2 separate regions of the Homo sapiens genome follow, and region 2 is linked to region 1. A link is a loop called in an ENCODE intact Hi-C map of the cell type or tissue named here. Cell type or tissue: heart right ventricle. All regions are shown on one strand. Links, peaks and the distances in the headings refer to the core of each region. The heading gives the core; the rest is flanking DNA. Region 1 overlaps SGIP1 (SH3GL interacting endocytic adaptor 1). Region 2 has its middle 29 kb from the start of SGIP1.

Region 1 (10,895 bases), core at 1,920-9,919:
GAAGTCTCATAAATCAAGAAAGCTGAGTAAAAAACACCAGGGCTTTAAAACTGTCACTGATCTGTTAGGAAAGAGTGGCCAAGTCTCAGTGTGACCAGTGTGGTTTTGCTGTCCCTGGATATAAAGTTATTGAGGATGAGGCAAAGCTCTTTGGCCCTGGAAATGGAGGAAGGGGGTGGAAAATACACCTGGTCCTTAAGACTTTGCCCCTTTTCAGTTGAGCTAGGGATGCTGGTAAGGGCTATCTGAGTTTTTTTAAATTGAAAAGCATCTAAGTTACCCAAGCTCCCAGAGCTGTTGCTATACAAGCAGGCAGGAGGTAAGAGTAACAGAGGGTCAGTGAAATTAAATAATTTGCTTAAGGTCATGCAGCTAATAAGAAACAGCCAGATTCCAGCCCATATCAGTTCTACAAATAACACTTTCACACCATGCCAAAATAGAGGTTCAGAATTAATATCTAGCAACATGTCATTAATTTGTACTAAGTAGATTTGAATAACTGGGAAACCCTCAATTATATAATGCTATTTTAAAGAAATACATTTGCTGAGATTAATAGCAAAATAAGCTGTCATAGGTCTGTGATAATTTCTTAGAGAACCTGCTTTAATAAATATTCAAGAAAGCTTTGCCAATCAAATGCTTACACAGAGATGGAATTCTTAAATGCTCAAGAAGCCTTGAGCATTCTTCAGTCTCATACTTGAGTTGACAATTGTTCCCGCATATTTTTTACAAGCAAACTTTTTTCACAAGAAAAAAGTAGATGTAAATTTCAATTTGGCCCCTGTCATAGGGATTGCAAACTGAAATGTCTCCAGGGGCCATGGTGACATATGAAGTCTTCTTCAGTAAACATTAAGGAAACAATTGGCTGATGATAGACACTAAAGGCTGGTACTGCAATCTAGAATCATGCTTGGTCAACAATGCCTTTTTAAAAAACTGGGGATGGTTGTGGTGGTTGAGGTAGTGGAGTGGCACTGCATAACGAAACTAAAGAGTCTATAGATGACTAAAGGGTCACTCATCACAGCCCTGTTACAGTGATCAAGTAGAGTTCATAAGATCCAAATTAATGGGATATATTTTATTTCTTTTTTTTTTACTTTTGTAAATAATAATTTAAGGGTCTATATAATATTTTGTTAAGCAAAACCACTTTGAGTGATGTTTGATTCTATGTATAAGACCAGTATGTTAATATATGTATACAACTTTTGCACATATGCCTAAGAACTTGGCAACATAACTGCCTAAAAATGCAATGCAACAAAAGCTGTAACTATGACACCAGTCATATTTACAAACAAACTGGCAAGATATTGGCACATAATTCCTAATTTCAGATGGAGGAACCTTGAAAAATAAACTGGCTCAACGTGCACAACCAAAAAATGGAGGGAAACTGAAGCAAGAATTCGAATTAAGAGACTTTTTCCATTCCCTCACGGTTTGCACAGTCTTGTGGGGGAGATGGATGAATGAAGAAACACAAATAGATATGTCATTATTAACTGTAGTAAGTGCTACAAAGGAAAAGAACAGGGTACCTTTAGAGAGAATAACAAGGGGACAGAATTTATTACGTTGGCACAAAAGGAATTACGGTTTTTGTCATTTAAAAGTAACGGTAGAAACTGCAATTACTTTTGCACCAAGCTACTAGTTTGGGGCTGGTTGGTGGGGGTATGGGGAGGAGAATGGGATAGTCCAGGAGGCAGAGTAGAGCTGAGACTAAAGGATGAGTTGGAGTCAGGTGAAGAAGGTTGAAACAGTATTCGAGGCAGGGGAAACAAGTACTACAAAGCCCTGTTGTGGGAAAGGATGCAGCCTGTTTCTGAGATTGGCAGGTCTGGCTGGAGCTAAAAGGATTCTGAGGCAGGATGGTGGGAGATGAGAATGGAGAGGCAGACAAGGGTAAACAACTCAAGGCCTCAAAGGCAATGGTAACAGGTTTAGATTCTGGGACAGGTGTAATGCGAAGCCACCAGGGAGTTGTGAACAAAGGAGACCTGATTTACTCACAAAAGACCACCTGGCTGTTGAAATGTATTGGAGAGGGGCAAGATTGGATTCAGGGAGAGAAGGCAATTGCAGTGGTATGGGGAAAAGACAGTGGTCACTTGGACAAGGGAGGTGGCAGTAAAGAAAAAAGTGGCCACTTCAGAGAGAGGTTTGTAGATGAACATCAGGACTTGATGGAGAAGCTGTCAAGAAGACTTCTTTCAGCTCATTCACTGCAAATAATTAACTTGTATAATTGATCATTTTAATAGCATGCATGCATGTGGGTTTGTGTGACTGTGCATATGCATAATAAAGACATCAAATTCAGGTTTAATAGTTAGAAAATGTGAAAAATTACATTGATATAAACATATTTGCATAAGTTTCTTTTATGTCATACATGTAAAATTCCATCAAAACAATGATCATTACAATGAAATTGTATTAACTATTAAACCTGAATTTGATGTCTTTATTATGCATATGCACATGCACAGTCACACCTACACACACAATTGATTTAAAAAGAAGGCCAGGCGTGGTGGCTCATGGCTGTAATCCCAGCACTTTGGGAGGCCAAGGCAGGCAGATCACTTGAGGTCAGTAGTTTGAGACCAGCCTGGCCAACATGGCGAAACCCCATCTCTACTAAAAATACAAAAATTAGCCAGGTGTGGTGGTGGGCGCCTGTAATCTCAGCTACTTGGGAGGCTGAGGCAGGAGAACCACTTGAACCCAGGAGGCGGAGGTTGCAGAGAGCTGAGATGGTGCCACTGCACTCCAGCCTAGGCAACAGAGCAAGACTCTATCTCAAAAATAAAATAAAAATAAAAAGATGCTCATACAATGAAAGGATTTTATTCTTGTTATTTGGCTCATTTCCCACCATTGTCATCCACTGTCTGTTGATAATGAGTAAAACAGACGATGAACAAACTGTTGCTGATACAGATTTTCTTACCCTGTCTCTCTAACCACTTGAGATAGTTGGCCATTAAAACACGTATATGCATATGCAGTCACACATTCACACACAACCACCCACAACAAATTTTGATAGCTGGTAAAAGTTCTGTGCTTGAATCTACAAATATATCTGAGTGGTGGTAATTTCACTATAGTGCGACCCTGTTGCTAAGATATATCCCTCATCTAAGTACAAAGTACTAAGCCACATGTATCTCTGAAAAATTTATGCAAAATCATATTTACCAGCAGAGAAGTTGGGGGTTTGGCAGGACGTGTTCTAACCTGCTGAAATTTATCACCCGAAAAGTCAGAGCAGCTGGGGACGGGTTGTTGGCAAAGTGTCTGGTGATGCCAGCAGGAAATGACAACACCATTTCTCCGGTAATCTTAACGATACATCTGGCATATCAAAACACAGAGAGGAAAGAGAGAGAAAATCCATGTCAATACACTGAATCAAAACTGCTGTGAAAAACAATTTATGAGGCAATGTTAAATAGCAGAAGAGATAAAAGGCAGGCTCTTACAATTCCATTAAAAAATACTTTAACTTCTATTTTAGGTTCAGGGGTACATGTGCAGGTTTGTTATATAGGTAAACATGTGACTTGGGGGTTTGGTGTACAGATTATTTTGTCACCTGGGTACTAAGCATAGTATTTGACAGTTTTTTTTTTCTGAACTTTTCTCTTCTCCCATCCTCCTCCCTCAAGCAGGCCCTAGTTTCTTTTGTTCCTCTCTTTCTGTCAACATGTTCTCATTATTCAGCTCCCACTTATAAGTGAGAACATGTGGTGTTTGTTTTTCTGTTCCTGTGTTGGTTTGGGAAGGATAATGGCCTCCAGTTCCATCCATGTTCCTGCAAAGGACATGATCTCATTCTTTTTTTATGGCTGCATAGTATTCCATGGTGTATATGTAACACATTTTCTTTATCTAGTCTATCATTGATGGCCGTTTAGGTTGACTCTGTGTCTTAGCTATTGTGAAGAGTACTGCAATGAACATACCAATGCATGTGTCTTGATGATAGAATGATTTATATTTCTTTGGGAATATAACCGGTAATGGGATCTCTGGGTCAAAGGGTAGTTCTGTTTTTAGTTCTTTGAGGAATCACCACACTATTTTCTACAATGGTTGAATTAATTTACACTCTCACCAGCAGTGTATCATTTCTAACTTATCTGAGAACTCAATGGTCAGCACTTATTTTAAAAAGTGACTATTTTGTTTTATGTGTTTTGAAATGTAAGAAGAAAAGTACAGCTTTTCTCTTTCTGTAGAAGTCTATAGCTTCACCTCATGAATAGAATCCTCTACTCTGGTGGTTCTCCCTCACTTTGATTTCTGAATCTTTGGCAGCATATTTGAAGATAGTATATTGTACAATGTTATCACATTATTTCCTGGACTTGTCTTACTTAGCTCTTCGAGTAACATGAGTAATGCCTTTAGCATGTTGTTTTATGTACTCATGAGGTAAAGTTTTTGCCTTGCACTTAACTAGTTCTTCATTCCATTAATTTGTCTATTTGGTCAAAATTGTAAACTCAGTCATATAAGTTAACACAATGGGATGATAGCGTGGAAGGAAAAACAATTCTTTTTTTTTAAAAAAGGCTTTATGAAGATATAATTGATATATAATAAACTGAACTTATATACAGTGTAAAACTCCATGAGATTATATGATGTAAAATCATCATACAATTAAGAAAATGAACATTTCCATCATCCCTGAAAGTTTTCTTATGCTTTTTTGCAATCCCTTTTTGTAATCTCTCCCACTGCCTCCTTTCCCTGTCCCTAGGCAAGAGTTAATATGCTTCACTATAACTTCATTTGCAATTTCTAGAATTTCATATAACAGAATTGTAAGGTGTGTGATTTTTTGTTTCTTTCACTGCACATAATTATTTTGAGACTTGTTCATGTAGTTGTGTGCACTAATAGTTCATTTCTTTTTGTGGCTGTGTAGTGTATGGGTATACCACAGTTTTAAAAAATACATTCACCTACTGAAGAACATTTGGCTTCTTTCCAGTTTTTGCCTATTACAAATAAAGGTGCAATGAATACGCGTGTACGGGTATTAGTATGAATATACCCTGTCATTTCTCTTGGTAAGTACACAGGAGGAGAGTCACTAGCTCACATAATAGGTGTAGACTCTCAAAGAAACTGCCTAACTGTTTTCTAAAGTGGAAAATACAGCTGTGCATGAGGGTTTTAGTTCTTCCACATTCTCACCAACACTTGGTAGAACTGATCATTTTAATCTTAGCCATTCTCATAGGTGAGTAGTGGTATCTTCTTGTTGTTTTAATTTGCATTTCCATAATGGCTAAGGATCATCAGCATCTTTTATGTGCTTGTCATCAGTTATCCTCTGCTTAAACTGTCTGCCAAGTTTTTAAATAGGGTTGTTTGTTCTCTTATTGAATGTCAAGGTTTCTTTATACATTCTGGGAATGTCATTTATCAGATATATAATTTGCAGCCCAGTCTGTGGCTTGTTTTGTTTTTTCTTTCTCTTAAAAGGACATTTGAAGAGCAGAAGTTTTTAATTCATCAATTTATTCTTTTATGGGTTATATCTAATCCAGTCATTCTTTCGGTGTCTTATTTAAGAAATCTTTGCCAAACCGAAGGTCACAAAAGTTTCATTTGTATTTTCTTTTTCCTTTTTGAGACAGGATCTTTCTCTGTCACCCAGACTGGAGTGCAGTCGTGTGAGCATAGCTCACTGTAGTCTCAAACTCCTGGCCTCAAGCAGTCCTCCTGCCTTGGCCTCCCGAACTGCTGGAATTACAGGCATGAGCCACTGCAACTGTCTCACTTATATTTTCTTCTAGAAGTTTAAAAAAAAATCTTTGAGTTTACATTTAGCTTCATTACCCATTTTCACCTATTTTAGTCTTACAATGTATATAGTGTCAAGTATGGATCTCAGTTCATTTTGTGTGTGTGTGGATATGAATATCCAGTTGTTTCAGCATCATTTTTTTGAGAAGACTGTCCTTTCTCCACCGAATTACCTTGAAAATTTTGTTGAAATCTAATTGCCCTTATCTGTGTGAGTCAATTTCTGGATTCACGATTCATTCTGTTCTATAGATTTATTTGGTCTATTTTTTAAGCCAGTATTGCACTGTCTTGATTACAGTAGCTTTATGATAGTTCTGAAATCAAGTAATGTTAGTCCTCTAACTTTGTTCCTTTTCATAGTTGTTTTCGCTATGGTAGGCCCTTTGAATTTCCACATGAGGTTTATAATCACCGTGTCAATGTCTATATAAAATCAATCATTGCCTCCCCGTTCCAATTCACCCTTTACTGACTGCTCTGAGAAAATTAACGGATCTTTATTGTATTTTTCTCTTTGCCTGCAGGAACCATGCTTAGTTTTGTCAGTAGAGGGCGCTAGAGAGACATTGCAGGAGAAAGGGGTTTTCCTTCACCCTTCCAGCCTGCTTGCAAATGCAGGCTCTTGCAATGCACAAGGCTTACGTAGTGCTAGGTTGTTGAAGTTACAAGAGGCTTGTGTGTGGCTCCTGCAGTGCATGTAGTGTCCCCAGAGTGTAGGTTTTGCAAGCCATATAACTCTGCCAGTGCCTGGTAGCACAGACAGCTTTCCTGTCATCTGACTCATGTAGTACAACTGGCTGGGCTGCCACAATGCCCAGATCTTGCAATGCAGATGGATTCTTTTCCAGCCTCCTGCCATGTTCACACCTTCTCCACTGCCATCTTCTGCAGTGCATGGTGGCGGCAGCACCCATCAACCTTAGCTTCCCCTGGCAATTCCCTCGGCCAGTTTTGTAGTAGAGTGCCTCAGTGAAACACCTTCCCATGAGCAGCTGGAAGTCAGCTGGGCTCTCCTTATGCCAGGCCTGAAAACTCTCAAGCAGGTAAGCTGGAGCAATCATAGGGCACACCTCCCCTTTTAGGGATCACTGCCTTCGCCTGAAGTCCAGTGTCTTGCAAGTCATTGTTTTATATATTTTGCTTATTTTTAAGCTGTTTGAGGTAGAAGGGTAAATTGGTCTGTTACTCTACCTTGGCTAAAGCAGAAATTTCACAAGGATTTTATTCTTCTTTGGGACACAGTAAATGCTTAAAGTGAGTGAGCTTCTTTATGATTTCCTCCAATGTCTCCACAGCTGACTCTTGTAGTACTTCACCTCTAAGTTCAGGTATGTACTTTCTGGGGAAATTGATGTTAATAAATGAAAACTTTGCTCACATTGGAGCATGGAGACTCCACGTTGTCCTACAGTCACCTTGGATATTGTGTAACTCTAATGGATGAAACACACATGGTTCAGGTGAGGTGCTGTCTGGCATACATTCAAAATAGCTTAAATGAGGAACTGCTATAACCTTGTAGGTATAAGGCTGGGTTTGGGGCAGAGATTGGGAGCAGATGAGCTTCTTAAAGATGCCATGTGAGCCTCCCTCACTCAGGTGTTAAATCCATAACTTTGTAGTGCTCTGAATGGGATTTTTGGTTTCTGGAAGTTTGCATTTCCATCTCTCCTGGAGAACACTGCTGACCTCCCAGTTTGGGAGCAAACTGCTGTCTTCCTTCTCTACCTTTTAGATCCATTAACCCTGTTTGTATACTAGTGCCAAATTGGTTCTGAACCTTGATTTCCCCTCAAGCTGAGTCTACTCTTGATATTTGTCCATATGTGGACATGTAGAATATTGTTTGGCAGCTATTAGAAAACAATTAGAGCACTTATAAAATTAGATTTCAGCACCTACCATCACTTAGAATATTGTTATTAGCAGTGGTGGCTCAACTGTTCTTTAACTGGTAGGGAATTTTCTCAGTTTTCTTGCCAAGTTGCTCAAAATGAGATCTAAATGGTGTCTTGGTAGGAGATAAAGTTTCTGTTTTGAAAGCAAGTCAGACAGGGGAGGAGGTGGCATTTATTAACTCAACAGGCATCTGTCTATTCACTCCTAACTATGCAAGTTGTTCTTGTTATTTTTTCCAGTGGGGTGGTAATTTAAAAATGAGCAAAATAGCCTCTGCTTTCAAAGGGCTTACAGTGTTGGGTAGAAGGTGGGAGAAGTAGTCCACGTAGTCCTGTGTAAGAAGCACTGAGGCCTCAATTACATTTCAGCATCACAACTGTCAGAGCCAGAACTTTTGCTGACTTATTAATCCATCCAGTGTCTAAATTGACCTGAAATTTTCTATATAAAAATTTAATATTTTCTATACTCACCAAAGAATTTTTTTTAACTTAAGGATTTTTCCTACCAGTATGCAAGGTGGCTACATTTCATGTGAGTTTGAATGGTGGAAATAATGTGAGATGGAAATATGAATAGATGCTTACTTCATGAATAAAATAAGAAATCATGTGAATCCTCACAAATGAAACATTTGTCAAAAAATGGCAAAACTTCAAAGTCAACCAGCCAAGTGACTTATACACTGGATTTTCCCTAGCTGGTCACAGAAACACTGGCCAGTTTTGTTCAGGGAATGTGTGAGGTCATCAGAGATGCATCTCTCTCATAAAATACAATTTATATGTACTGCTAACAAAACCCCTAGGTCTGTTTCTCAGTGTACATCTGTGTAGATGTAGCTTCTCTTCTTTTCTTTACAATTCCCTTTCTTTGGCTTATGTACTGCTTTTCATATTACAAGACTAAGTTCAAAAGAAGGCCTTTCCGAAACATTTCTTAATATCCTCTCCATTTAGCCTTCCTTGGTTTCTCCTTTCTCTGGGTTTGCTTGGAGATAGGTACAGATCTTTTTCTAGGAAATTATGTTGCAGTTTCACGCACATCTTATCTACTATTGTGAAGACAAGTTCTGGGTCATAGGTTCTGGGAAGGCAACGGTGCATAATGTAGAACTCAGAGTAAGAACTCATTGTTTAAAAAATAAATTCATACATTTATTTATTTATTTATAGGGTGCCTACACAATATACCAGGCACAATGTAATGTGCTAGATTTGGCAGTGACAAATTGGACAAATGGTCCTTGTGCAAATTTCTAGTTTAAACTGGAAGACAGATACTGAATAAATAATTAAAATGTGATGATAAAAGAAGGATAAGAGAGAGCCGAGTAACCTAAGCTTTTCTAGGGAATTAGAGAGTTAATCTCTGACCCTTGTTTTTAAGCACCAATGTTCTTTAAATAGGAACTAATAGCGGGAGATGTGTTTCCCCAATCAGTAGCAAAGGTAAGGAATTTGCTGCCTGTGAGCTACTGAGAAAGTCTTACATGTCAGAATACCTGTTATGGGTGCTCCGAATATTTACAGTATAACTATATTTAAATGGGTTACATATCATAGTATATAAAAATTAAGATAGTAGATTTCTGTTCCCAATGGATGGTCTGAGAACAAATGGCTTTGATGCAGGATGACAGGGAACTATAGACAAAATCAAATCCAAATGCCTTTGCTGCATCATTTCTCTGTTTGGTACCTTGGCTGGCATTATTTCCACCTGGTGATAGAACTTGAGTTGTTTCCTTGAAAGTGAGTGATAAAGGAAGAGCAATTAAAATGGTTGCTGAAGATGAAATTAAATATATGAGTGTCATTTCATGATTCATTTATAAGTTTCTGATTTCAAAATTTTAATGAAATAAATTGGATCTCCCACCTACCAGCATAGAGGATATCCTACAACTATTTATGGCAATAAAATTAAAAACAGATTCCATATACATCCACAAGTCAAAGACTCAGTTAATTTAGAAGGGTATAGGAAAAACACTAATATTAATTTGGCTCAAGTGCCATGTCATTGGAATGCCAAGGCCGCAGACATCAAGCTTACAGGTGCAGACTACCCTACACGCCTGTCATAGTGTATTGGGAAACTGAACCAGGATGAAAACCCTGGCTTATATTGTGACAGGCCGATGGGACAGGCTGCTGTACCACTTATTGGAATTAAAAAATACGTTAATAACGGCTTCTTAACTCCCACTGCACCATATTTACACCTGTTCTCTGGTGCACTTGGTATTATATTTATGCACAAGTCCTATTTTCCATATGAGCTGTCTTTATCGCCAATATATCTCCTGTCTAGCACAATGGCAGGTACATAGTAGCCATTTTGTAAATATTAGGTGAGTAATTCAATTCAACTTGTTCAGCAAATATGCCTTGTCCTGTTTAGCTGAGGACACAACAGTGAACCAAACAGGCAAAATCCAGCTCTCATGGTATTTACATTCTAGTGGGGGAGAAGACAAATAATGGACAACAACAACATAAAAGATGTTAGAGAGAAGGGCTATGGAGACAGAGAACATGAGGTAAAGAGGAAGAAAATGTTGACGGGGTGGGGAGCGGTGTTGTTATTTTATATAGGATGGACAAAGAAGGTCTCTTTGATAAATTTACTGAAGAATCATGAAGGGAATGAGGGGACAAGTCACTCAGAACCTAGGAGAAGATTTCACGAAGGCAGAAAGTGAAGCAAATGAAAACCCATGAGGTGCAGGTGGGTTGGGGTGATGGAAGAGAGACGCCATGAGGCCATGTGGCTAGAGTGGAGTGAATATGGAGGTGAGGGTTGGAGGCACGGTCAGGGATAAGGAAAGGAGTGATGGAGATGGGATCAGAGACACGGCCACGGGGTGAGGCTGGGGGAGTCTCGAAGGGCAGATCATGGAGGGTCTTGTAAGAGTATTATGAAGCATTTTGTTTTTACTTTGAACAAGATGGGAGGATTTTGAGCAGAAGAGTGACATGATATGTTGAGACTTTGTAGGGGTGCAAAAGCGGAAGAAGGGAGACCAATTAGATCTCTCTGAATAAATTAGTGGATGAATGAATGAAAGCCAATTAGGAAGCAGACAAAGATGAATTCATTCTTGTGTGATCCCCAGCGGTTTTCACTCAGGTATATAC
Region 2 (10,895 bases), core at 1,699-9,698, 220 kb after region 1:
CCTGGGTTCACCACAATCCTGGAGGCAATCCTGGAGGCCAGGGGCCCTGCTGGCAGTTGTGTGCAAGGTCATGCTGGTGGTGGTGGTGGCACAGGGGTGGGGCACTGGTGGGTGCAGGTCTGTGTGCCCTCTCTGTGCACTGTAGGCAAGGTTGATTTCTTAGGGCGTGGGAGGATCCACTCTTTTCTGTGCCTCGTTTCACTCCCCTAGTGGTATTGGCGTAAGGGGTGGGTGCTGTCAGGGGCAGGGCTGGCTGGCTCTGCACGTCAAAGCTCCCACTGCAATGGCAGTTGATGGTGGGGATGGACTGCTCCACTGCTGCAGCAGTGACAGGGCAGGGTGCACACACACACATACACACACACACACACACACACGCAGGAGGGGCAAGGAAGGCAAAACCTGCTCACCCGTGTTTTGCAAACAATGTGGACGGTTGCTTTGGACCTGGGGGAAGCTGCAGTTTTGGGAGGGAGAAGGTGGGCTGGGCTGGTGTGCAGTGGTGAGGACCACCCCACTGGAGCTCTCTGCTGGTCAGGCACGGCCCACCAGTGCAGGAGCTATGATGTGGGCCCTCAGGGCACCAAAGGCTGCCCTGCAAGCAGGCCCAGCAATGCTGGGGCCTTGGGAGAGGTCAGCAGACCAAGAGGTGCTCAGGTCAGACCACCCAGCCTAATGGGCAAGACTGCTCTGCAGAGTTCATGTCCCATAGTTCCCCTAAGGATAAAGTCTCCTTTGGGAGCAAGTCAAGCCTAGGGGGACGGCCATCTCTGGCAGCCGCTCCATTACAGATGCTCCTGCACCAAACCCTTTGGGCTTCAGGACAGCTGGTCCGCTGCCCCTCCCACTTCTCTAAGCAGCTCTCCCTGTTAATTTGAGTGTCCAAGGTGGTTGAGGGGGTCTCCTCCTGCCGGGATTCCAGAGGCCCATGGTGAGAGTGGGTTGTTCCTCCCCAGTTCAACTCACCTGTTCCCCAAGAGCTGTTGGGGGCCAGGAATGAGTCCCAGCCCACGGTAGCCCTATGGAGGGTTCCCGGCTTCCTCCCCCTTCACCCCAGCTTCTGTGTCTTCCCTCTGTCTACTCTCCGTGCTTCCCCTCTGAAGATCTGTTAGGAGTGTTCCAGTAGTTTCGGTCCCTTGGTGGTAGCTGTTCTACTTGTCTGTGTCTAGTCAGCCATCTTGCCCTCTCCTACCAATTAGCGAAAATGCTCAGAGAAAATAAGAATTTTAATTAACTGAGAAGGAGTTCTAACACCCATTTTTTTCCCTTCTCTTAAACTTAAAAATCTTTCAAAAAAGGTATTTTAAAAGTTTCTAGTTATAGTCTAAAAATATGTACATTCCTGGGATTTTTTTTGGCTGATATCTAAGGATACCTGTCTTATGATTTATTTTCAGTGATTTATTTAATCTACATATATTTTCTGAGCGTTTGCTTTAATAGAATTTTCTAGGGCTAGGAATAAAAGAACAGAAGATATAGTTTTTTCCCTCAAGATTTCAGTCTATTGTTATAAATGACTAAATATAACCCCAAAGTGATTGTTTTGTCATTGTTGTTATTTAATTATAGAAGTTTTCCTTTTTAAAATATAAAGCAGATCAGTTTCTAAAAAGTTACTCCTGCGTCCATTTGCTTATAACTCTAAAGTGTTGGAAAGGGGTCTCACATGTATTACTTTGATGCAGTTCCAACCAAATTATAGTTTGATTTGGCCCTTCGCAGTCTCTTCGCAGTTTTAAAACGGGGATCAAATTTCTACCTAATTGATGGTTATTCTCTCAGGTAACGTTTCCCAAAATAGAACAGTTAGATCAGTTTCATCTGCATTAAAAATTAGCAAAAGCCGATAATCTTCTCCTCTCCTCACCCACACAACTCATGCTCTCCAGGGCAGCCCCAGAATGCCCCAGTGTCTGTTGGCCTCATCATTACTCTTTTGGTGATGTGCAGGGATCAATAGGCCTTGAACCATTGCACATTCAAGAGCTGCACTAAAACGCTCAGCAATAGCATTTTCACCTTGCTTTGTCTTTAGGGCTTTAACAAACGTTGATCCTTCTCCTCAGTGAATATTAAGCTAGCGGGCTTCCAGTATGGATGCTGATTCTCAAGCCACACTTAGAAGGTTATCCATTCTGCCCTTAACACTTCTTTATGTCTTGCTGAAGCACTGTGCTTACTGTTGATGGCATGATTTAGTTTTTGTCCTTCAAAAATCTTTCCTTCTTACCATACTGCAAATTCATTCATTTGCAATATTCATAATCTTCTCACCACTCTCTGATGATAATATTCTCTCTCTTTTTTCTATTGTACATATGTACCTCTTACTACTAGCATTTACCTCATAGTAAACTAGAGAAATATAGGGCAATTATCTGAAAAAATTAAGGGTCCCCTTTGTGGTTCCAGTCAGGAATTTAAGGTGACTGCCATTGGCATAGCTGAATGTTTTCCCCTAGACGCTCCCAGCTGAAATGCAGATGTGGAATACTGGAGATTTGGATTTAGCCAGGATTCTGGTTTTGCCTTCAGGTAAAATAAAGAGAGAGATGGGTACGGAATTGAATATGTGCAAGTAAGTGACTATAAATATTGACATTGGAATTTGTAACTGGATAAGAAGCAAGAGAGGATATTGGGGCATTAAGGTGTTAACCTAAAAGAAAGAGGCTAAAGCACAAAATGTGATTTAAAGAGTTCACTTGAGCCAAAGTGAGGATAGCTGCCCAGAAGACTCAGACCCGGGTAACCTTGGATATAAGCTCTGTTTGTTACAAGCAGATTTTTAAAGGCAAATAAAAGCGGGTACAGGAGTGGGCTGGTGCAAAGTGGTTTGTCAGGAATTCTCATTGTTTTATAGAAATAACATTGATTAGTGATTGGCTACACATTGTTAACCTATAGGGTATGGGTTGTAGTGTCCGGTGCAGCCTTATTAGGTTAATTAATAGCTACTTGGTGCAATAGCATGCAGTTTCCAGAGATTAATGCATAGCTCTAAGGGAGGAAGTAGGACATGATTGCTGTCTCATTTTAATGCCTCTCCAAGTCTGATAATTTGAAAGGGCTCAATTGCTCATATGAAAGTTCTTTTCTTTCCTCAAAGGGATAGTAAAAAGGTAGAATGGTCAATTGAAGGTAGGTGACTTGAAGAGTCAAAAGACATTGGAACCAGCAGTCAGGGTAGAGGGAATAAACTGGAAAGATGAAAGATGGTGATCAGAGAGTGGGGTGGGGTTATGGCCGGATTGAAGTTAGGAGTCTTGACATCTACCATGTGATCTGGGGAGTAAGGTTGCTGCAGTAGGGTGAACAGCAAGATCTTTGGGGGGCAGACATTAAGGATCTGAGCAGCCAGGCTGTGAAAGTATCACATATGCATATGTTGAAATCACCAAGAGTGCAGATATAATAAGTAGTACAGACAGCATGAGAATGAACTAGGAGCTGAAGTCACCAGAAAAATGTGTGTATGGGGTAATAACCTGGGGCTCAGTAACTAATAGCTTCAATTCCTGTAGACATGATAATAATGTTACTGAAAACCTCAAAACAGAACATAACCAACAAACACACTTAAGCCCAGAAGTCAGTAAAACATTAATAGTATGAATTAAATTGAGCCCTTTGATGTTTTTATCTGATAGACAACTCACTTCTAAGAAAAGATCTGCATGATTTACCAACAAATAAAAACTACGAAAAATATCCAAAAGTCCAGGTTTCTGTATCTTCTGGTTTCTGGGTCTTCTTTTGGAAAATGGGAAGCTTTGTTAATGTCAGCCTCAAACTGACACATGGGAATAATAAACTAAAGCTAAATGCTGACTATCCAATTAGGACATACTCTTTCTAGTTTGTCACAGTCTTCACCACCCCCTCCTAATCACATCTAGCTTATCACCTAGTGACTTATCTCTCTTGACACGGAAAACTGTATCAGGAAAGTGTATCAGGAAAGTATATGAACCCCACCTTACTAGAAATCCTAGCTTTGTGCATATTTTTCCAAGTTCCTAATATTTGGAAATAGAGGTTTCAAATTTTCTTTCTTTTTTTTTTTAACATGGTCTTGTAATCATATGACAGATTCTTCTTGCCTGTGGCATAGATAAGCCCAATTCACTGAGATAGCATTATTGCAGTAGAGTTTAATTAATGCAAAGCCAGCCAAGTGGTAGAATAGGAGTTTATTATTACTCAAATCAGCCTCTTCGAGAACTCAGAGGCTAGGGCTTTTATGGGCAATTTGGAGCTAGAGGATGGGTGCTGCTGATTGGTTGGTGATGAAATCATAGGAATGTGGAAAACGGATGGTCCTCATGCGCTGAGTCCACCTCTGGGTGGGAAACACAGGACCAGCTGAGTCATGAGTCACTGGTCTCAGTCGGGTGAGTTGCCAGAATGCAAAAGTCTGAAAAATATCTCAAAAGACCAATCTTAAGTTTTACAATAGTGATGTTATCTATAGGAGAAATTGGCAAAGTCACAAATCTTGTGACTTCTGGCCATATGATTCCTGAGCATTAAGAGATTATAGAAAAACAAGCTAGGGACAATGGCTGGTTATTGTTTAGCTACACCTACATTTTAGCAGAATTCAGGCCCCTCCCGTAATTCTAATCATTGTTCTTTCATGCCAAAAATTCAGACAAAGGTGGTTTCCATTCCTGAACAGGAGGGGATCAGTTTTAGTAAGGGACTATTATCAATCATCCTTACATTAAAGTTAAACTATAAACTAAATTCCTCCCATGGTTAGCTTGGCCTACACCCAGGAATGAGTGAGGACAGCCAGCCTGTGGGGCTAGAAGCCAGCCTGTGGAGTCAGCTGTGCTAGACTTCTTTCACTGTCATAATCTTTGCAAAGGTTGTTTTAAGTTTGCTCTGTTGCCCTGGCTGAAGTGCAGCATCATGGTCATAGCTCACTGCAGCCTCAAACTCCTAGGCTCAAGCAATCTTTCCGTTGCAGCTTCCCAAGTAGCTGGGAATACAGGCACATGCCACCACACGCAGCTGAAAGTTTCAAATTTTCTACCTTAAAAATTGAAATAGGCTGGGCGAGGTGGCTCACGCCTGTAATCCCAGCACTTCCGGAGGCTGAGGCGGGCAGATCCCTTGAAGTCAGGAGTTCAAGACCAGCCTGGTCAACATGGTGAAACCCCATCTCTACTAAAAATACAAAAATTAGCCAGGCGTGGTGATGGGTGCCTATAATCCCAGCTACTTGGGAGGCTGAGGCAGGAGATTCACTTGAACCGCGGAGGTTGCAGTGAGCCAAGATTGCATCATTGCACTCCAGCCTGAGCAACAGAGCAAGACTCCGTCTCTAAAACAAACAAACAAAAAACCACAAACAACAACAACAATAACAACAAAAAAATGGAAACTTCTGAATATTTGACATGAGGCTTTTGATGTGTTTTTGTTTGTTTGTTTTTGTTTTCATGGTTAGCCTGTTTCTCTTAAAAGCAAAGTTGAGAGAAGGAAAAATACCCACATACTGTATTCTCTTTTCAGTTAGACTTTAGGTTTACCAAGTTTTACCCCACTGCCCCACCACTTCACAATTAATTATGCACATTGAGAAATTGTAACTTATATCAAATTATGTTCTAAATATATTGTTTGTTTCATGGAAGTAAAGATTAATAGCCTAAAAGGGGCTTTAAAGATTATATGTTCAACCCTCTCAATTTATAAGAGAATGGAAGCTCAAGGAGTTAAAGGAACGTGGCCAAGTTCATGCAGCCACACTGCATGGCAGAACTTAAATTCAGATTCTTTTTTTAACTCCCCCAAATTATATTTAAAGACCATAATTAGTTTAGGATTTTTGGAAATACTTTTATCATAAAAAATTGCAAAGGCAGAAGCTTACAGAGTTGAATATATTATATGTATGCCTACCACCCAGCTTTATTGAATTTTAATATGTATTTAGATTTGGAAATAAAATATTATAGGTAGAGTCGAAGCTCTTCTCCCATGTTCTCCTCCAAAATTCTCATCACTTCTGCCTTTCCTCAGAGGTAACGATCTGAAAAATTTGATGTGTTTCAGGAATTCCTTTAGGAACACTTTTAAAAGGAAATAAATTCTAAAAGTAATTACATTTACAGAGAGTTTTTATTCTTACTAAACTCAGTAAACCTTTAATGTTAATAAGAGAATGCAAATAAAGTTTGTTTACAGAAAGAAAAAAAAAACACCCAGTGGAAGGAAACTGACTGTCCGGATATGTCTTCCAGCAAAACACCAAACTGAAACTAAGTTTTACTGACTAAAGATCATACATAAGAGATCTTTTGGTTTAATAATAAGAACCAAATCCTGTTTCTCTATGAGTGAAAATGGAGAGAGATGCTTTATGGGCATGCAACCATGGAGTAACAAAACACCCTATAGCTCAAGGGGTCCTTTGCTTGGCTTAATGCTCTGTTATTGCTGTCTCAAAATTCTAGATACTTTTTAAACAAAGGGCACCATATTTTTATTCTGCCCTGAGCCTTGCCAATTATGTTGCTGGTTCTGGTTCCCAAGGCAAGTGGCAGCTAGCTACCGTCTAAGGACTCTTGAGGTGACAATGGCTGTCAAATCCACTTTGTCCTCAGGAGGGTGCTGTTCCACCTTTAATACTCAGTCCTAGTCTTAGATGCAGACTTTTTGCCTTCATTTCCCAATGTGCAGCTAAATATAAAATCAGGAATGTGTAAGTAGGATTTTAAAGTCTGAGCTACTCCAAAAGAGAAATAGACATGGAAATACAAATAGATATGAATTTGTTATCTATTTGTTGAGCTTTGACCTTGTGCCGGGTGCATGGTAAATTCTGTGTTTCTTTAATTTGTATAACACCTTATGATACAGATGTGATCATTCCCATTTTACAGATAAACTGAGAAACAGGCAGTTTAAGTATCTTCCAAAGAGTAAATAGCTAGTAAAAGGAAGAATTAGAATTTTAGCCCAGTTCTCTCTGCCTTCAGAGATCATAAGTGGAAGTTTTGTTTGTTTTTGTTTTTAATCTAGAAAGGATAATTCTAGAAACAGCCAAGTAACAATTTTTTTTCAATTTTTTTCAAATGTCATTCTCATAAAATGAGAAAGATTTTCCATGGTGCATCATGCAATTTTTGAACCCACCTTACTAATTAGATGCAAGGTCCTGTATTATTGTCCTGTTCCAATAATCATGTATCTCAAGGTTTATTTGTCCAGTGGAAAAGTTAACTATTTATTGTTATGTTAAAATGCGACCCAGTATACCTAGTACCCATACAGAAAACACATTTCCTTGCAGGAGTTTATATTATTACAGTATAAGTTGGTCTCTACTATAAAATGAAGCAATGGTAAGTACCACATTGAATATGATATTTCCTCATAGAGTTTAAAGAGCAAATCAATATCAGATTAAGAAAATTCCCTTTGTTTCTCAGTTTATCATCATAAATGGGGGTTACATTCTATTGAGTGCGTTTCCCACATCTACTGAGATTTTCATACTTTTTTCTCCTTTCTTAAGAACATAAGGTGTCCAATTACATTACTTGGCTTTTTAACATTTTAAATCTTGAATAGCTGATATAAATTCCACACAGATATTACATATTCATTTTGTTATACATTACTGAATTTGGTTTGCCAAACTTCTCTATTGTATCTTTGTTGTCTATTCAATCCATTTTTGATTTTATTTTTATAATAAATACCCTTTCTTCTACTTTCCTTGGGTTTATTCTCTTGTTTTCATTCTAACTTCTTAAGGTGAATGCATGGCTCATGTATTTTAAGCCTTCCTTCTTTTTATTTCCCAGTATTACCATTTACAGTACACAATTCCTTTAAATACAGCTTTGGCTGGACCCCACCAGTGTTTTAGTTTTTACATTCAGTATTTTGTTTTCCATTATGAGTTCTTACTTGATCCATGAGTTGTTTACAAGTGTATGCTGGAATAAAAAAAAGATTAAAAATAAAATAATCTGTAATGCAATCTGTGAAATTTTCATAGCCTTTAATTCTCTATCTTTAGCTTTGTCTAATATTCTATTCTGCCTGTCCACCGAGTTCTAATTTTAGTTATTATATTTCTCATTTCTAAAAGTTTTGTTTCCTTTTCACATCTTCTTGGTCATTATTTAATACTCCCTTGGTTCTTTAAGCATATTAAACAGCCTTTAAAAATACCTACTAATTTTAATCTATAAATCTTATCAGATCTAACTCTGCAGTTTATTGTTTCTGCTCACTCTTGCTTCATATGACTTCTGAGCTCATATGACTGGAAATCTTATCTGTATCACTTTTTCTGTGGGTGATTTAATGTGATTAAATGTAATTTTCCCTAAAAAGGATCTATTTATGTTCTGTCAGTAAGTTACCACCAAACACTACCACCATGGGACTACTTTCAACTAAATTTTTTAAATTGTTTAAATTTCAAGTTCACTGGCCACACTGAAGTGTGAAATCTTGCCCAAAGTCATGTGACAGATGGCTTGTGTTTGAGAACACTCAGAGATTTATTTTCTTTTTCTCTTTCTTCTCACGGTCAATGTGGAGAAGACAAATATCTTCACTAAAGAGCATCTTTCCTCTAATTACTCCTTGAGGATATCATTTTTCATGTCCCAGATGGAAAAAGTGGTTTCTGGACCATCCTCCCACTTGGTCTCTGGTCTCCCAGTTGAAGCATTAAGGACCAAAGCCACTTTCAAGGCAAAGAACTCCTTTATCTCTCTTGTTTCCCACTTTCTTGTCTGTTCTGGCATTCACTTTTTCTGACCTTACTTTTCTCCAGCTCAACTGTATCTTTAAAACACTTATCAAGCACTGTTTGGTGATATATACCAGAAATTTTTTCTCCAGATCGCTCAACAATTTATCAGAAACGGAAATCTAGGAATTAGCCCTTATAAAGGGAAAACTATGACAGGGACACAAAATATATTGTTTATTCAGGTACTTTTGTGTGCTAAGAAGAAAGCCCAGGTTAGCAATCAGTGACGGAAGCAAAGGGCATTGGTTAGTGAAATGATCAACTAAGAGTAAGTTTGTCTCGGACAGTGCCTCTTTCCACTTCATTTGCCCCATTTATTATTTCTCCATTTAATTTAATTTAACTTAATATTTCTCTATTTCTTTCTCAAAAGTGTTCCCATTTAGATGATTAATTATGGTCATTCTTATTAAGGAAAAATTTCTTTGGTCTGTCATGTGAAAGATTTATCTGTTGCATTTTGTTGCCATTCAATGTAAAGAAATAAAGACCCTCTTTCAATCAAGTTTTTCTACAACATAGTCTGCCTCTACCCATTTGAAATGTAAACAACTATATTTTTAGGAAGATTATGCTTCTGAAAAATGATAAAAGTAATTATGGGAAATGATAAATGATGGCTAGGAAGAAGATAATGACTGCTAATAAAGTTTTACTTGTTTGTAATAATTTGGATGTAACAGACCTTTTAATGTGTTATACAGTATTTAAAATATATGAAAGGTACAAATCTATCATAATAAACTTAAGAAATGAAATGTTACCAAAATCGATGGTATTTCTGTGTATCACCTTCCCCACATTATGCCGCCACCCACATAGAAATACTGTCCCAAATTTGGGCTTGAAATTCCAATTCCTTAAAAATACTTTTTTAAAATTTCATTTGTATGTTCCCATTAACAATGGTTTTATTTTAGCTTGATATTAATGGCATCTCATTTTATATATAGGTATTTGTGTTCATACACACATTTATATACATTCTTTTGCAACTTAATCTTTTATCTAATTATTATGATTGTGAGAATCATCCATATTTATTTGTGATGCTCTTATTCATTTATTTTCACTGCGGTTAAATTATATACTTCTTTTCCTATAGATGAATATTTAGGCTTTCTTCAATTATTATTACAAAAGTATTTGTATGAAAATTCTTGTACATGTCTCTGTATGCCCATTAAAATGTGTTTAAGTGTGTATATATATATATATATATATGAGTTGGATTACTGAATTATAGGGTATGCTTAGTTTTGATTTTACTAAATATTGCTGAATTGTCCTCAAAAGTGGTTCTACCACTGTATTTGCCCACAAGAGATGTATACCCTTTTCTCCTTGCCCACATCCTCTTCAGCATTTGGTGGTAGCAGATGTTGTAACATTTGCCTATGTGAGGAACGGTTTTAGTTTTTATTTCCCTGGAATGCAAGTTAGAGATGAGATTGAACCTCTTTTCATAAGTTTCCTCCTCTGAGATTTGCCTGTTCATCTCTTTTGGACTGTTGGGTTATTTTTTTCTTACAGATTTATAATTGTCATTTATATATTTTGAGGATAATTCTTTTATTGATTACGTGTTATAAATATTTGTGCTGTTATACAACGCCTTTTCACATGTGTTGTGTCTTTTGTGAACAGATGTGTTCAATTTTAATGTAGTAGAGTTATTGTTTACTTTCCCTTTGTGTTTATGACTGTGTCTTATTTAATAACTCTATTCCTAACTTGAGTACATAAAGATATTTTCCAATATATTCTAGGTGTTTAAAGGTTTTCTTTCCATATTTCAGACTCTATTCCATTTGGGAGTGATTTTTACGTATCATGTGAGGTAAGAATTCACTTTTATTTCTTTTTAGAGAACTTCAGTTGTTATAGCATCTTTTACTGAATCTTACTCCAACATCTCTCATGCATCAGCTTTTGGTAAACACAGGCTCTATCTCTGCACTCTCTATTCTGTTCTACTAGTCTATTTGTCTCTATACCAAAACTACTCTGTCTTTTAGTTAATATAGTTTTGTAATAAACTATTAATACCCTTTAGAGCTCTTGTGTTTCTTCAAATTTGTCTTGCCTGTTCATGGGCTTCCTC

What was found. Hi-C counts contacts between places; a loop is a spot of excess contacts. Peaks named below come from ENCODE experiments on the same cell type or tissue, not always from the same donor. Only the 100,000 strongest peaks of a DNase experiment are listed, where the experiment ranks them.
Region 2: a loop joins it to region 1, with 2.4 times the contacts of the local background. A loop is called at or near these places in 16 of 110 quality-filtered maps.

Annotation. Positions count from the first base shown.
Region 1 is chr1:66,721,750-66,732,644 of GRCh38, reverse strand. It overlaps SGIP1 (SH3GL interacting endocytic adaptor 1), which reads right to left. Exons shown (of 25, transcript NM_032291.4): 20 at 3,226-3,381. Among named protein-coding and RNA genes, the nearest start is that of DYNLT5, 25 kb to the left of the region's middle. In heart right ventricle, for the core only: CTCF peaks have their summits at 6,169 and 6,395 (motif pointing right); a DNase peak (open chromatin) is centred at 6,554; H3K27ac peaks cover 1,865 bases.
Region 2 is chr1:66,499,770-66,510,664 of GRCh38, reverse strand. No RefSeq gene overlaps it. Among named protein-coding and RNA genes, the nearest start is that of SGIP1, 29 kb to the left of the region's middle. In heart right ventricle, for the core only: CTCF peaks have their summits at 6,417 and 6,622; a DNase peak (open chromatin) is centred at 6,614; H3K27ac peaks cover 417 bases.